Linked DNA regions of Mus musculus: region 2 is linked to region 1. A link is a loop called in an ENCODE intact Hi-C map of the cell type or tissue named here. Cell type or tissue: left cerebral cortex. All regions are shown on one strand.

What was found. Hi-C counts contacts between places; a loop is a spot of excess contacts. Peaks named below come from ENCODE experiments on the same cell type or tissue, not always from the same donor. Only the 100,000 strongest peaks of a DNase experiment are listed, where the experiment ranks them.
Region 2: a loop joins it to region 1, with 2.1 times the contacts of the local background. A loop is called at or near these places in 2 of 42 quality-filtered maps.

The regions. Positions count from the first base shown.
Region 1 is chr15:25,225,623-25,233,622 of GRCm38, forward strand. No RefSeq gene overlaps it. Among named protein-coding and RNA genes, the nearest start is that of Gm35996, 50 kb to the left of the region's middle. In left cerebral cortex, no CTCF peak of the experiment used is centred here; DNase peaks (open chromatin) are centred at 3,760 and 4,809.
Region 2 is chr15:25,028,866-25,036,865 of GRCm38, forward strand. No RefSeq gene overlaps it. Among named protein-coding and RNA genes, the nearest start is that of Gm2824, 9.9 kb to the left of the region's middle. In left cerebral cortex, no CTCF peak of the experiment used is centred here; DNase peaks (open chromatin) are centred at 3,592, 3,943, 6,563 and 7,555; H3K27ac peaks cover 1,464 bases.

The sequences.
Region 1 (8,000 bases):
TGGCATGTCGTCATCCTACTGTGGAAGACAAAGGGCTTGATTTCAATGGACTGGTGGTCAGTGTACATAGTCTTTGTTTTAAATGCACACTGAGTTATCTCTTGACACTGCTCATTATAAAGGGAAATTTAATTCCAAACAATGAGCCGGTAAAAGGTAGATAAATTACCTATTGTTTGGAGATTATAGTAACCTTAAAAATGAGCATGCACTTCTTGCTTCTAATTGGTCTATAATGGAGATAAATAACACCAACTTTAAAAAGAATCTGTGTAGCTGACTAAATGAATATTTTAATCTCAATTAAAATGTTGAGAGAGTCATTGAGAAAAGTGAGTTTGGAATATTCATCTTTGCTTCATAGAGGCATTTGCTTCAGGAAGCCTGACTAAAGTTGTTCATAGTGTCCTAACAGTGGAGAGTCAGGCACAGGATATGAGTGGAACTAGAGACAAAGAGCCAAAAGAGACAAAGGGCCAAAAGAGACAAAGAGACAAAAGGAAAGATATTGAGCCCTTGCCCCTACCAGGCGTTTTTTCTCAACTCATTACAGATATGGAACAAAGTTTGCATAGATCATAAATGGATGTGAAATATGGCCTATTTATTAACCCGGGCCTTCAGAATATCTCATTGTAACATGCTTTAGGAAGTCCTATATTTTCTGACAATTCAACTCATTTCCCTTCTTTCCAAAGATAGAAGGCTGCCGACATCTAGACTGACCACAGAGGGCTGTAAATTCCAATGGATCAGCCCTGGTTTCCTGCTGAGCTTTCTCTCTGGGCATCAGCTTGCAGCCCCTCCTCCCTTCCCTTCTAAGTCCCTTCTCACCAACTGAGCCACCGCTCTGACACCAAACCTACCTATGAAAAGAGACATAGCTTTCAGCATGTCCCTACCCATCCAGCAGTCCAGCCTGCACATCCATTTTCCCCTGGGTTTGTTTTTTGTTTTTGTTTCTGCCAATTACTTGAGAAAACAGGACAAGTAAAATTATAAACAAAGGGATTAAAGAAACTCATAATTTGCTTGGAGCCAACACTTCTAGAATACTAGTCTATAACAGAAATACTAAATGCATACAAGTGCGATTCTTCTCCCCAAACTCCACTCCTCAGTTGTCACCCAATCTCCCCTGTCTCTGAGCCCAATTTTTTATTTAATCAGACCTTGTTGATGTTGTGAAAACATCTGGCATCTCTGGGCTGCAGTGCTCAACACCTAATTCTAAGGTCCCCACCCCCACCCCCAAGAGTTTCTGTTGATTCTATAACCATTTCCTGTGTGACATAGGATCTTCCAAGATAAGCCTCCATTAATAACAAGCACAGCTAATTCCCTACCTCCTTAAAGAAAGAAAAAAAGAATTTTTGGAGGAGGATGAGGAGTCTCAGCCAGGTGAAGGTGCTTTTTTGACGTACGTAAACCTATACAACAGAATTATCTGTTTATAGCTCCAACATCCCTAACTTTTCAAGCAATGATGTATTCTGCCCAGCTTCACTTTAAACAGCTGAGCCATTAATTTTCCAAACTGGATGCCTTTTCCTGCTTCTCCGTCCTTTGATTTTAATCTAAACTATGACTCCGTCCCCTGTGCTTTTGATCATTTTCTCTCTTTTCTAATTGTTTTGAAGGTATCTCCTATTTACCCTTGACTTATCTCAAAGGGAATTATTCCAAGTCACCCTTAAAATGTCTTGGAAGACATGGACTCCAGTTAATATTTCAGAGAATTATTTTCCACACTACTAAGGAATTTCCCTTTCACAAGTGCCCAGTCTATGGTTCTAGTTCAGTTCTTTCCTCATATCTTAAATAACAGCATCCCACAAAGTAGAGTTTCCTCCACAGCTACTATTTAACTGTTCATAAAAACTTCGGCAGGAAGGGGGGCTTTCTTTGTATCTTCTGTCCTCGGCTTCAGCTTTGACTCCTGGTCTTTAACATCAAAAAACAAGCAAAGCGACACAGAAGCTAGCCACTTTCGCCCCCACGCCCCCTCTCGTCTCTTCCTGCCCATTGTCAAACCTGTTTCCAGAATCTTGTTGCTCTAGCTTGCTGGGAGATGTCAAGACTCTGAAAGGAAGTTAAAAATTATGAAATAAATGAACCCAGTGACCTCAATTTCCGTGCCTCTTTGGTAAATAGTTTGTGGGTTTTTTGAAAGTGAAAACATATTTTAGAGGACAGGCAAGCTTGGTGGCAAATCATCCTAAGGCCCATAAAAGCTTATTTTTATGCAGCCTGCATTTTGCAGACTTCAAATCAAGTAGTGAACGCGAAGTGAAAAGAAGACAGGACAGGTTCATGTGTGCATACCATACCTCTGTCCCCAAACCACTGATGGGGCCATGCATCCTACACAACATGAGTGTTAAATAATCCTATGGTAGCTAAACCATTTTAAACTACTTTTTAAAACCTCAGAATAGCTCTAACACCCAGTTTTAGCTGCTTTATTCGGCAACACAGGTTACAGGTTGCAAGTTGCACGCTAGAACCTCAGACAACACTCAGAGCTCAGCACAGCCATTATCCTCACTCCTCTTTGGCTTGCGCTAAAATACCGTGAGGAGGGCACACAGAGCTGGGACTGAGGAGCCAATGAGAGCAGAGACTGAAGACCCTCTGACACTGGAGAAATAGAAAAATAAATCCGGGATCCTGGCAGGTCAGGAAATGAGAACTGGGCTCAGACATGAGCGCTAACTGTTCCCTTTTAAATAAGCATTAACTACAGCAAGACCATCCATCAATCCGTGGGAACTCCCCAGCCAAGAAACAGGACTTGAGACCGTAAGTCCCTGCTCAACAGATATAGTCAGGACACAGTTTTATCACTATGATTCCTAGCATCCACCTGCATCCCCCAAAGTTCGTTGTTTGCTTTGTCACTTTTTTTGAAAGACCTATCAGAATGTTCTGTTTAAAAAGGCAAATAGATCAGAAGGCATACTTATGTTCTCCCCCTAAAATTCATCCAAAAGGCTTTGAACCCACACACAGAGCCTAAGACCTTAGAGCAGCCAGCATGCCTACCATCTGTGTGCCCTCAGCTCCAGTTCCCAGCCTCCCTTTCTCAGGACCCTCCCCTTTCAAGACACCCTCTTCACTTGTTCGAACCACACGGGGCTGCTTGCTGACTGGAGGCTGTAGTATTTTCCATCCCTCTGCCACCTGGTTTCCTGGCCTGTCCCTTCTCCTTCCTTAACCCTCTGCTCAGATACCCCTTTCTCAGTGCAGCTTGTCTGAGCACCTTATTTGAACTCATAAGCTGGGACCCTTCACAACCGGCATCCCATGCCACTCTACCCCTGTGTGTAATATTGACTGCCCTCATATAGTCTGAGTAATTTAATTTCTTTTTTTTTCTTTCTCCTTCTCTAAGATGTAAGCTTATGAATTTTTCCCTTCTTTTGCCCACTGCCAAATCACATCATCCATAGTAATGTCTGGTGCACAGTAGGACAAATTAACAAAATGGACAACTACCCACTTCCTACTTCAAACTGACCTCAAAGTGATACCCAAGGACCATCAGTCTCTTGTTATCATCTCTATCTTATTTGAGGACGATGCATCACAGAAGCGCTCTTGAGGATGATCAAAGGCTGCATCGTTTAAGGTATGCTTGGAGAAATCGTTGGTTTAATTAGTGAATTTGCCTGTGGGCAGAAAGAAATAACATATGGGAAAGCTATAGATGAATGTTAATTTTAGACCTGTGATTCACGTTTGCTATTTATGTTACTTATGCATATCTCATGTATATATGGAAGGAAGGGAAGGGAAGGGAGAAAAAAATGAAGGTAAATCCAAATCATCCATGGCTAATTTTGAGAACAGGTCTATTTAAAGATGCCCGCGCCGTCTCCCAACCCCCAGTTTAAAAAGGTAATGAAGAAAACAGAAACTGACAAGTCCAAGCGCCAGTCCGAACATTTTACTTAACTCGGCCTTTTTCTTTTAACTTAGAGACTAAAATCGTTGACGTCTCTTATAATTAATGATTGGGACAAAGTCAAGTTGTTTAGGAGTTGGGGATTCATGCATACACAAGCAGTCTGTGTTCTGAGTTCTCATTGCTCAAGGCTGGTAAAGGAGCAGGGATCAGAGACCCCCTGAAAGCAGCCTCAGAGGACCAGAAGGCCCTGGGGTGGGGGCGCTGTGCTTGAAGTGGCTTGTGTATCTGGGTGTCATCTCTTCTTCGTTTTTTCCTTTCAGGACTAGTGGACACTTGAAAATGGTGCACGATGGTTCTATCACAGATCAGTACAAAGTTTTTGTAGACGCTCCTTGTTCTAAAACAAAGGAGTCTTGTGAGTGGGTGGTCCAGGAGGCGGGGGGGATGATGGCCGTAATGACCGTCTAACGAATTCATAATTATTGTTTGATCCATGTATACCCCTTTAAGATTCTTCCAGATTGGTGTCGTGTTGCCCATTCGGTCATTTCAATCTCCGTGGACGTTGGGGGAAGTGAGGTGTTTGGCAATAAATGGACTTCTTAGAAAAACAAAATCAAAATTTGAAAGTACCACAAAGTTAAAAACTATTGAAAATTAACCTAGGAATTCTGACACTTCTCTCTTTAAAAATCAGCTTTATGGGGACTGCACAAGGTGGCAGAGGGACTCAGCATCCCTGCGTTATTGTGCTCTTTTGATCTTTCCGCTGCATCTACTTCATTTGGGTAATGTGTCCAAAGACTGATTCAACTGCTCTCTCCCACTTTAATAAAGGCTCATTAGTGGATTAGTGGAGATTTGAAACTGAGCCCAGTGCAGTCAGCAGAGACAAGTTCCAAACAACCATTCAGCGTATTTGAAAAGTACCAACCTAGCAACTTGGAAAAGAGCCACCAGTGAGATGTGGGGGCAATTGTGCATGAGGAGCCCAGGCCGGCAAAGTGTCCCTACTTCTAAGTGTTCAAGAAGGATCACCTGGCTCAATGAAAAGGAACAAGGCAAAGGCTTGTGTTAATGTGAGCCAACCTTAACAAGATGAAGGCATCAATGGTGTGGAAAGCCTTGCCGCAAGGGAAAATGGATGAGGAGAGACTATGCATGTGGCCTTGTAGCCTGTCCTGCTCTGAGAACCTGTCACTCTCCTTGAAAGCTACAAGATGTCTCAGTGGAAGCATGGAAGTTCCCCTTCCCTTCTGGAGGCTTTATACCAATTCTAATACGACCTTAGGGTTAGCTTCAACAGCACCCCAAAAGAGTTGGCCTCTCTGGCCCATTCTTGTAGCCCATTGCTGAGCCACAGCTGTGCTCTCCCATTTAAACTGAGGCACATCATGTTCATTTATCCCTCCCAGGAACCCATCCCAGCGCTCCTCACCTACAGTCCCTCTCTCCACCCCAGCTGATTCAGGGGAATAGAAATGCTTTCCAATTGGTGTGTGTGTGTGTGTGTGTGTGTGTGTGTGTGTGTGTGTGTATGTGTGTGTGTTGTGCTAGTTCTTTGTGATTTTTTTTTTTAAATTCTGATTTGTTGTTTGTCTGTCTGTTTTCTAAGGAGACAGAATAAGAGCCTGGCAGTGATGGTGCATGCCTTTAGCCCAGCACTGGAGAGAGAAAGGTAGAGAGCATCTCTACTTGGGAAAGGAAGTTGTAACTCGCTGAAAATGACACAATTTATTGACTCATTTACTCCTACTTTGATAAAAAATATATCAGCATATCTGTATGTCTTATTATCCTTCAAATCTATAGCAAATAGTACTTCTTTAAGGGCTAGGACATTTATCTATATATATTTCTCTAAGCATATTTTACAATGTAAGTATATTTTGATCATGTGATTCTTCCTTCTCAACTCTTCAGAGACCCTCCCTTCACCTTCATGACCACCCAGTAGTCTTTATTAGAAGAAAGCATGCCAAAGTTACAACCCTTTGAAACATACAAATGAAGCTGGGCAGTGGAGGCACAAGCCTCTAACCCCAGGAGGCAGAGATAAGTATATCCCTAAGTTCCAGGCCTGCCTGGTCTACAAAGGGCATTCCAGAGAAGCCAAGCCTACTTAAAGAAACCCTGTGTAAAATAGAGGAGAGGGCAGGGGCTTGGTATTGGATAAGTGTGACCTGGAAAGGATCTGGAAGGAGGAAGGGGAGGGGAAACTGTGATCAGAAGGAAAATTATTTTCAATGAAAAGGAGAAAGATTTTTTTTAAAAAAAGAAAGACATGCTGTTCTGTATTTATACAGTAGAGCTCCAAAGCTAAATTTGTCATGAGCATAACATAAATGGTGGCTTACGTTGCCTGACTGCACTGTGGATTTGTGATCATCTTCAGAGACATGGGGAAAACCTTTGAAAATGGCTTTAGAAGCAGGAGGGATGACGCCATGGTAAAGACTAATCAGTGTGACACCAAGGGCCTTGCAGGACTTCACGGCAGGAACTACAATAGGCCCACATAATGGCAGCCTGGCCGATGCTTCCTCACAGCTAAAGACCCCAAATTTGCCCAGTAAGGGCAAAGCTGAGGATGAAGACCCTGAGGAGATTAAGCAGGATCCGATGTGACAACGTAGATGGGAATCCTATAAAGCCTCTGGCCCCATGGGGAACAAATAACTCACTGCCTTTCCTAGAGCCTTCATTCTAAGTGCTTAGTAAAAAGCATCCAATGTCTTCAAACATTTTACAAAGTATTCTGAGTGGGATTCTTTAAATGCCCAAGGGACGACTCATTTGAAATATTTTGCTTTAGTCTCTCAAACTCTAATAGCCGCCCTACAGAAAGAAGCAGGGTAGAGACACCCACCCACCCCCCCAGTTCAAAGGAAACCACGAAAAAGTTATGACTGACTAATTTTTCATTTTTGAGGAATCACGGGAGTAAAAAGTTACGACTAAAGAATTTGTCTGGCATATAACTCTTGAGTTGTGTGATCGACAGAAGTTTCCCTGAGGAGAAAGTAAGGGTTTCTGACGACTTCAGCCCCAAAGGGTCGGTCTCTCTAACTACACAAGCACCTCTGAAAAAAACAAAGCTTGAGGAAGGGTTTGCAGCTGTACAACTAAGAGATCGCTGAAGAGGAAGCAGACAGACTAGCAGGAGAATCAAAGGTGCGAAGAGGTTACTGTTGATGTGGGATATTAAATAATTCTATTAGTTCTTATTATGACCAGTTCCCCCAATAATTGAGACTGAGTCCTATTGATTTACTTAATCAGCTTTGGCACAATTACTAGGCGATTATCTATTTTCCACACTACCCTGGCTGTTTCCCAGCTGTGTTCCCCAATTACTTGCAGTCTGAGTCTCACCTGGGCTGTGTCCTCAGGGCACACCTCTCTTGGTCACATGCTCCTGGTCCATCCTGTCTAAGGAAGACCTATTCTCCCATCTTCTTTATCCTCCCTGCCCGTGTGTGTGTGTGTGTGTGTGTGTGTGTGTGTGTGTGTGTGTGTGTATAGCTAAATCCCTGCCTACCTCTATCCTAAGTAATTCTGTAGCCACTTATAATTAACCAATACCTTTAAATTCGGGGTCGAGGTTTACACGAGTGTGAGGAGCCGCCCTCACATTTGCCATTATAAGATGGCACTGACAGCTGTGTTCTAAGTGGTAAACATAGTCTGCACACATGCAGGGGCAGTTTTCCCACCATGTGTTCTGCCTTTCCCGTGATGACAACTGGGCCGATGGGCTGCAGCCAATCAGGGAGTAATACGTCCTAGGTGGAGGATAATTCTCCTTAAAAAGGGATGGGGTTTCGCCATTTCCCTCTCTTGCTTCTTACACTCTTGCTCCTGAAGATGTAAGCAATAAAGTTTTGCCGCAGAAGATTCTGGTTTGCTGTGTTCTTCCTGGCCGGGCGTGAGAACGCGTTAATAACACACGAGGAAGACCAATGTACATGAGAATTCACTCAAATGGGGAAGGCCAGATCTTGGGGTTCAGAATTTAGCATGTGTACTCACAGCACCAGACCAACCCCCAACAGGTTACTGCCAAGTGGAAGAGGACAACTCATCTCAA
Region 2 (8,000 bases), 200 kb before region 1:
ACTAACTTTGTAGAGTCTTGCAACCCAAACGTGTCGACTTGTCTTTTCAAAAACCCATTGTGTGCTTCCTACAAAGAGGAAGAACTTACCCTCGAAGGAAAAAAATCAATATTTTATCTAATAATATTTCTTAAACCAGCATTCACCGTTAATAGCAATATATTGAACTCTAATCAAAGATACTACTTATTCTAGAAAGTAAATACGATTATTCTTAAAACCTGAGTAGAAAAGAATCTTATGTTAGTATTTTAGAATTGTATCTTTTATCATGTGCCAAAATAATTTCAACAAAGTCATTAAGCTTAACAGCGGAATTGGACTTGACAATAGTGAAGACGTATGAAGATGAGGGAACACGCACACAAAGGGAAAGACTTGACCTGATGAACCATATAAAATTTTAATGTACTAATGGTTATTTTTCACTTTTAATTGACACATGTTTGCACATCATTAGCCAAGTATGGTAATGTGATACATATGTACAATTTTATGATCCAATCCATCTCCCCAAACACAGTACCTGTGTAACGGCAATGTCTGAACGGATTTCTTGTGTCTATTTTGAAGTATCTAAGAAACTAATGACCTTCTCTGTAAGACACCAGAACCATTTCCCTGTCTAGCTATATTCTGTTCCCTATTCCCAGCCTCTTCCCTCCGCTTCCCGGGCCTGACTGGCAACCCTCTCAGTTTCTAAAACAAGTCTATAGTTTGCATTTTCACAAATGAGTGAGAAACTAAATAATATTTTAGACTAGACTATGACCGTATTACTTGAAAACCTAGCATGGATGTAACGAGAAACATACGACTTCTGTTAGGCAACTGACAAAGAATGTGAACAGAAACTTTAAAAAGGCAAAGGTTAACCAGACAGACACAGGAAAAGGTACCAAACAAGTACCAAAACTCAAATTCAATTAAAATTAACATTCCACTACCACTTATTAATTAATTTTAAATATGTGATACTCATTAGGTCAGATTGGTACTTGCCAGGAAAATATGGCAAACATATATCCGAATGATTACTTGTTCGATGCTAAAATTATATATAGGTTCTTTCTTTTCAAAAAATGTAGTATCCTTAAATAATGCTTAATATAGTATATATAAAGACTAGGAAAGTCCAAACAGTAGCTAAATGTCTAATAAAATAAATCATTCAAAAGTGAAAATGAAATTTGATCCTGGCAGTATGCAGAGAGTGAGGCTGTGAATGCTACCACAACTAGACGATGTGTTTCCATGACCGGGTCAAGACCCAGGTAAGGACACAAGGGATCCACAGAACTGAACATCCCCTTCCTGTCCTAGCCTGCCTATGTACACTCACCTCCACAGAAGCATTGATCTGACTCTCACCTCCTTCAAGTATTTGCAAGAGAGCCAACAGCTAAACGGACCCATCTGTTTGACAGTCTCCAATTCAGAAATGGTTCCAACTTTTTCCCACCTATGAGAACTGGCTTGCCTAAGTTCTTGCAAAAGAACTGACCCAAGAAACCCTGTCTCAGCACTGAAACTACCGTAGGGCCTGTGCTGGATGCCCTTCATTTCAGCAAGCTGAATCCATCTTATTCTGCTGTACTGAACTATGAATGGCCAATGGCAGATGCCCTTCAATAGACTGACACTGACCATCTCCATGTTGAGTACGATGCAGCCACTTCAATATGAGCACGCAAAATAGTGAGAGACCCACATGAGAGATAAGGAAAGAAAACAGAGTGCAGGGGTTTAAAATACTACTTCTATTTATTGGTAATCCTAGGAGTTCATAATTTTTATTTCTATTTCCTCATATTATTGAAGTTTCTAAAAATTGTAAAAATAGATAAAGAGAATAGATAATCTCTTCTTATAAAAATAGAAGACCTTCATCTAATACACACATTTGATGTTTTATATATTCAAAGGAAAGAATGTGAACATGAGACTAATTAATATGTTATTATTAATTAATAATTAATATGTTATTAATTATTATTAATATGTTATTAATAAATGTGCTCTTCCTAAGCTGATCGGTATGATTGGTTGGTTCTGCTCTGTCCTTATTTAATTTATTGATACAAATAATGGATTGATTTATAAGCAGTTGCTCATTATTTGATATAGACAACAACACAATAATTAACTCTTATATTGATTCATTTTTATATTCTCCCATTTATCATTTTACCAAATATACATTGAATTTCTTTAATTCTCTAGACCTTTTCCAGAACTAAGTCTCAGTAAGCAGAATTGTTCATGATGAAGATAGCAATAGGAAGTCAGAAACAATATATACCAAACTGAGGGGCAAGCACCCCTTTCCTCTATACAAATGGTACTGCGGCCAGGGACAAGGGTGCATCCATGCTCTTCACATCCAATCCATGGGGCATTGAAAGATGATTTCAGGGAGGACAGGGTGCTCGCCTTAGTACCAAGTACATGCTTATCAGCAAAGGAGAAAAGGAAAACTATTCTAAGTTGCACATGAATATATAACTAAGATCTGAAATAACAAAGGCCATCGATATTAGAGAAGAGAAGCTTCAGATATCAGATTAGAGAAGCTGAGGTCAGAGTGAGAACATCTAGTGAAAGAATTCTGACAGGAATGGAACTTGATCTGATTCTTATAAATCAGAGGACAAGAAGACCCTATCAAAAATGCACATTTGCCCTAGTTGATGACTTAATATGCAATGAATATTTTTATTGAATCATTTATGTATTCATAATCAACAGAAAAAAATTAAAGCAATTTTAGTTTTGAGGTAATCGCTCCAAGTATTTTCATGATTTACAGATTACATCAGGCTCCCTGTGACAAAGCTTCATTCTGATGGCAAGAAATGGCTCCTTGGCATAGTACCTGTTTTACAGAGACAGGAGAGACAGGTTGAAGAGAGAACAAGTTAGATATGGGTAAAGACAGAATGAGCCAGAGAATGAGAAGGAGCCAGAAAATTAGAACAGATTGCCAGAGTTAGTTTGGGGCCAAACAGAATAATTCAAGAGAGACTGAGAGAAGCCAGAAGTCAATGGACATTGCTCGCCAAAAGTTTACTGAAAAGCTGAAAGGAGAATCTCCTGATGTGATCCAGTTATACATGAAGACATGACCTGTCTAATAGAATGTTGCCCACTGAACAGAAAAGAGAGCTTTGTGAGACACGTTTTGCATAATATGAAATGAGAATTTGGCTAAATATGAAAAAAGTTAGAAGACAACAATTCCTTGAATTTTATTAGATATTGATTAGAGAATATTAGTCATCTTTTGTGGGGATGGTTTTTCAAGACGGGGTTTCTCTGTGTATTCCTGGCTGTCCTGGAACTCACTCTGTAGACCAGGCTGGCCTCAAACTCAGAAATCCATCTGCCTCTGCCTCCCAAGTGCTGGGATTAAAGGCATGTGCCACCACTGCCCGGCATTAGTCATCTTTTGATGGAGAAAATTTTTATAAAGTTCCAAAGGTATAAAATTACAAACTGCAGGGAAGGATATATTTCAAGCTTTAAATTGGACTTAGACATGATGTAAGCATAGTTACATATGGCATGCAAATGGAGATCATGCCAGTGGAGGCAAAAATAAGTGGGGATGTGTGAAGTTTGATCATGCATATGGAGAACATTAGCACAATGAACAAAAGGAAAATATCTGTACAGCAAATGGGCCATATTGTATAGCAGAGACTCCAGTGGAAGGAGCATGATATGAAAGAATTGATAGAGAACTTTCTAGGCAAGCATCTTTAGACTCTATATGAGTGTTATTTCTACTTCTGAGTGTTATTTCCACGTCATGATCGTGCACTTCTTTCTTTAAACAATCACTTCTCTCCTTCCTGTTCTAATAGTAAAATTGTGAGCAATGATTCTGTTCCTCTTTAGAAGAGTAGAAATACCTAAATGCTATTCCGAGACGTCATCTCCTCGCTGTGAATTACACCCTTTTGCAGTCTTCTGCCCATCCTCGTGTTAAGCTCTGACAGATGATTTTAGATGAAGCAATTTTTCACTACAGTAACTCCTTGTACTGTAAAGTTCTCTGAGATTTGACAGCGAAAAGAAATGAACTCTTCAAGACTACTTTCTGCACAAGAGTTGTGTGGTCTTAAAAATAATCTGTGCTGGGGCCATGTTAAAGCCCACAAATCCCTGTTGCCACCTGAGACTATGTTGGTGTCTATGATCAGGGCTGTCACAAGGGACCACATAGATGTCTGTGGTCTCTGCTGCCAGCCATAAGCCATGTTGATGTCTCTGATCCATGCTGTGGCCAAGGGCCTTGTTGATAGCTGAGGTCCATACTGCCACTCGGGACCATGGTGATATCCATCTTCCATAGTACAGCCGGAGACCATAATGACCTATGTGGTCTGTGTAGCCTCAGGAAACCATGTGGAATAGATCCATGATCTATACTGCCACTCTCTGTTATGAGCAAGGGAGCTTCTGTCGCAATGGTATTGATGACTCCAGACTCATAGTTGAAAATGAGAGACACTGAAAACTTCTGCCACAAAGGAAATGGTCTAGACAGAAAGCCATTGAAGAGAGGCCTTTTAAAAATGTGATAACGATGCCTTTCACAGTTGGTGGTTTCTGGCAGAGAAATGGAAAAGAACTCAGTTATCTTAAAGGGCTGGCCCCTGGGAGTTCAGTGACTATATAAGCAATACGGATTATGGTTGTATTTTGTTTTTTCTTAATTTTGGAGGGGAGGAGAAGGCACAAGGCTGGGAGGATGAACCTAGGAGAAATGGGAAGTGAGTATAATGGTGTGCATTGTGTGAAGTTCTCAAATAATCAATAAGAGGATATTGAAAAATAATAATCTGTGCTTTTCCTTTTGATCTTGCTACCACTTCTATCCTGGTAAATATTGTCTGCCCTCTCTTTCCACTGGTTTTGTTTTTTCTTCTTTTTCAGAATTTTCCATAAATGGAACCACACAGTAGCTACCCATCTAAGGATGATGTCTCATAATTACTGGAACTCACTTAAAATTTATCTCTCTTTTTGTATGTCTTGACAATAAATGACTTACATTGCTGTGTAGCCTGTATAATTTCCTTTTCACTCACCTTTTGTAGAAAATCTTCATTGTTTACCAATTTAGAAGGAATGCAAATACAAGCAAATACAAGGGCAGACTTCCATGAGGGTATACATTTCCAGGTTGGTTGTATGACTACCTAAAAACACAAGTATTTGGTTGGCCTATTTAATGTAGTATCATTTTTGAATCAATGATGAACAGGAGTTATACAATTATTGTTACCATGAATTGCTTTATTTTTTTCTTGTCACCTCAAAATAAATATTTTCAGAAAAAGCATAGCAAACCTAAAATGACATCCTCGCTTACTATAGAAAACAAGTCACAGGCTGGATTCTGTGAGAGAGAAGAGTATGGAGGGAAAGGTATTTAAGGTAAGAAAATAGAATGCAGACAAAAAAGTGAAGTTGCAGGCATGAATAGTGGATTTGAAGAAGTAGATATAAGGAAGGAAGGAATTAATTCAATGATTTGGTATTTAAATTTCAGAGTCAAAATAAATAATTCTCTGGGGAGGATGCTTTCTCAAAAGAAAAAGACCTTAACTGGGGATCTATTTTCAACTTATTGCTGCTTGGAGAGGGAGAGTTGGTTTTCTCCAGGGTTGCAACCTTGAGAGAATAGCTGTGCTCCAATAGGTGATCTAAGACCCATGTACATACTTGTATCACTAGTATCACTAGTATCATCACTAGGGGAGCTAAGGGAAAGTGATGTGCAGTTTATAGGAGGAGTTGGGAAAGTGGGAGTAGAGGGTGGATCTTATCGAAATACATACTATTCATGTATGAAATTCTCAAGAAAAAACAAATCAAATAAAATATTAGTGATTTCATTTTATATTTTATTAATCAGTTGTTTTGGAACTTTGTACATCATTTATACTCCTCCCTCTCACCCCCAAACACTTCTATGTTCCTTCCCACTCTCTCTCTCTCTCAAATTCAGAGCCTCTTCTTTTATTATTATTATTATTATTATTATTATTATTATTATTATTATTATTATTACACATGACCAAGCCCACTCAGTCAGTCAAGAGGTTCTTCAGCACAGGAGTGAGGATTTAAAAGAAAAAAGACAGACAACATTGTACCATGACTCCAGTTAATTCTCAGACTGAAGGCAAATTTAATTTTCCCAATCTGCTTTTTATACCATTTTAATTACATGCAAGTACTAAGGGCGAGCAGTACAATAAGGAACTAACAAGGCAGTGAGAAAAGTCCAGGATTACTGCCATGACAGTTGTGAAAAAGGGCTTGTCATAATGATCAAAATACTTAAGTCCACCTCCCAAACCAAGCCTAAAATCTTGCTTGAAGCCTACTTCTTTTGTTGCACCCTAAGATTAAAACTCCTGCCACCCTACTTCCCTATTATATAGTCTAAAGTTAGATTCTTGCCGAAACTTACTTCCTTCTCATGCCCTAATGCTAGATTCCTGCCTGAACTTACATCCCTGTCATGGTCAATGTCAGATTTCTTCCCGAAGTCCATTTCCTTGTCCTTGGCCAATGTCTGATTCCTGCCAAGCAGCACCCCAAAAAGGCTGTCCACATACACATGTACACATTTATACATAAATGCAGTCTGCCAAGTCCATTTAGTGTGAACTCCACTTAGTGTGAATCATATGTCTTTTTGTTTAGGGCTGACAACTTGAGATTAAATAACTTGTAAGGATTGGGAGGGCTTGTCCCTGAAGAAAGCTGAATCTCCCTCTCTCAGAAGCCATTCATTACCTATGGCCTTCATTTAGCAGTATACTAAATATATATGTATGTATATGTATGTATATATATTCACGCCTACATGTCATATGGTATTGTCATTTTGTTTGTCTTCTTTAAGCAACTGACTATGGGTAAGAATATGATGTATAGTATTATATATACATATATATCCATACATACTATGTGTGTGTGTGTATGTGTGTGTGTGTGTATGTGTTTAGACATCACAAAAAGAAAGGAGAAAAAGACAGACAAAAAGAAAGGTAGAGAGAAAAGCAGAAAGGAGAAAGAGAGAAAAAGAAAGAAAGAAAGAAAGAAAGAAAGAAAGAAAGAAAGAAAGAAAGAAAGAAAGAAGAGAGGGGGAGGGAGGGAAGGGAGGGAGGGAGGGAGGGAGGGAGGGAGGAAGGAAGGAAGGAAGGAAGGAAGGAAGGAAGGAAGGAAGGAAGGAAGGAAGGAAGGAAGGAAGGAAGGAAGAGGGGAGAAGTCTAACAGGACAGTCTACAAAGTGTGAACCTTGGAAACAAAGCAGAGATGAGGATGGAGTGATAAAGACACTCATTGAGATTGAGAAATCAATTCTGGAATCATTAGATGAATTCAGATTTCAATGTCCCTGAAAGTAAGCTTCAGAGTTCCTTTAATTGGCAATAAACTTCAATGAATATATTTCAGATCTCTGTCTTAACTCTGCGGATGCTTTTTCTGGGACTAAGTGATTCTGCTGCTCTCCCGCTCTCCTCACACTTCACCCACACTCATCTCTGGATGTAGGAACGTATCACCAAAGCTAGCAAAGCAAAGAAAAATGAAAAGGACCTGAACAGTTGCCTCATATCCTGATCCTTAATGCAGAAAGATGTTTAAAGTGTAATTGGCATGACTCCTGAGATGTTCCTTCTAGGAACATGTTAAAGGATGATACCTCTGTGTACAGTTACTGATGTAATAAACAACAATCTATAGAAAGGGGAAGGGAAAGGTCCTGCCCTTGCTATAACCACCGTATGCAGAGAAAGCAAGTATAAATAGCTTTCTGGGTCTCATCCCTTGCTACATAGAAGAATTCTCTTGGCTACTGAAAGAATAGTAAACTCAGTGCTCCAAGGTATGCTAATCATAAAACAGATAGTGACATTCCTCCACCTACCCGCTTCCTGTGTTCAAAGAGTGTTAATTCAAAGAAAGTCACCCTG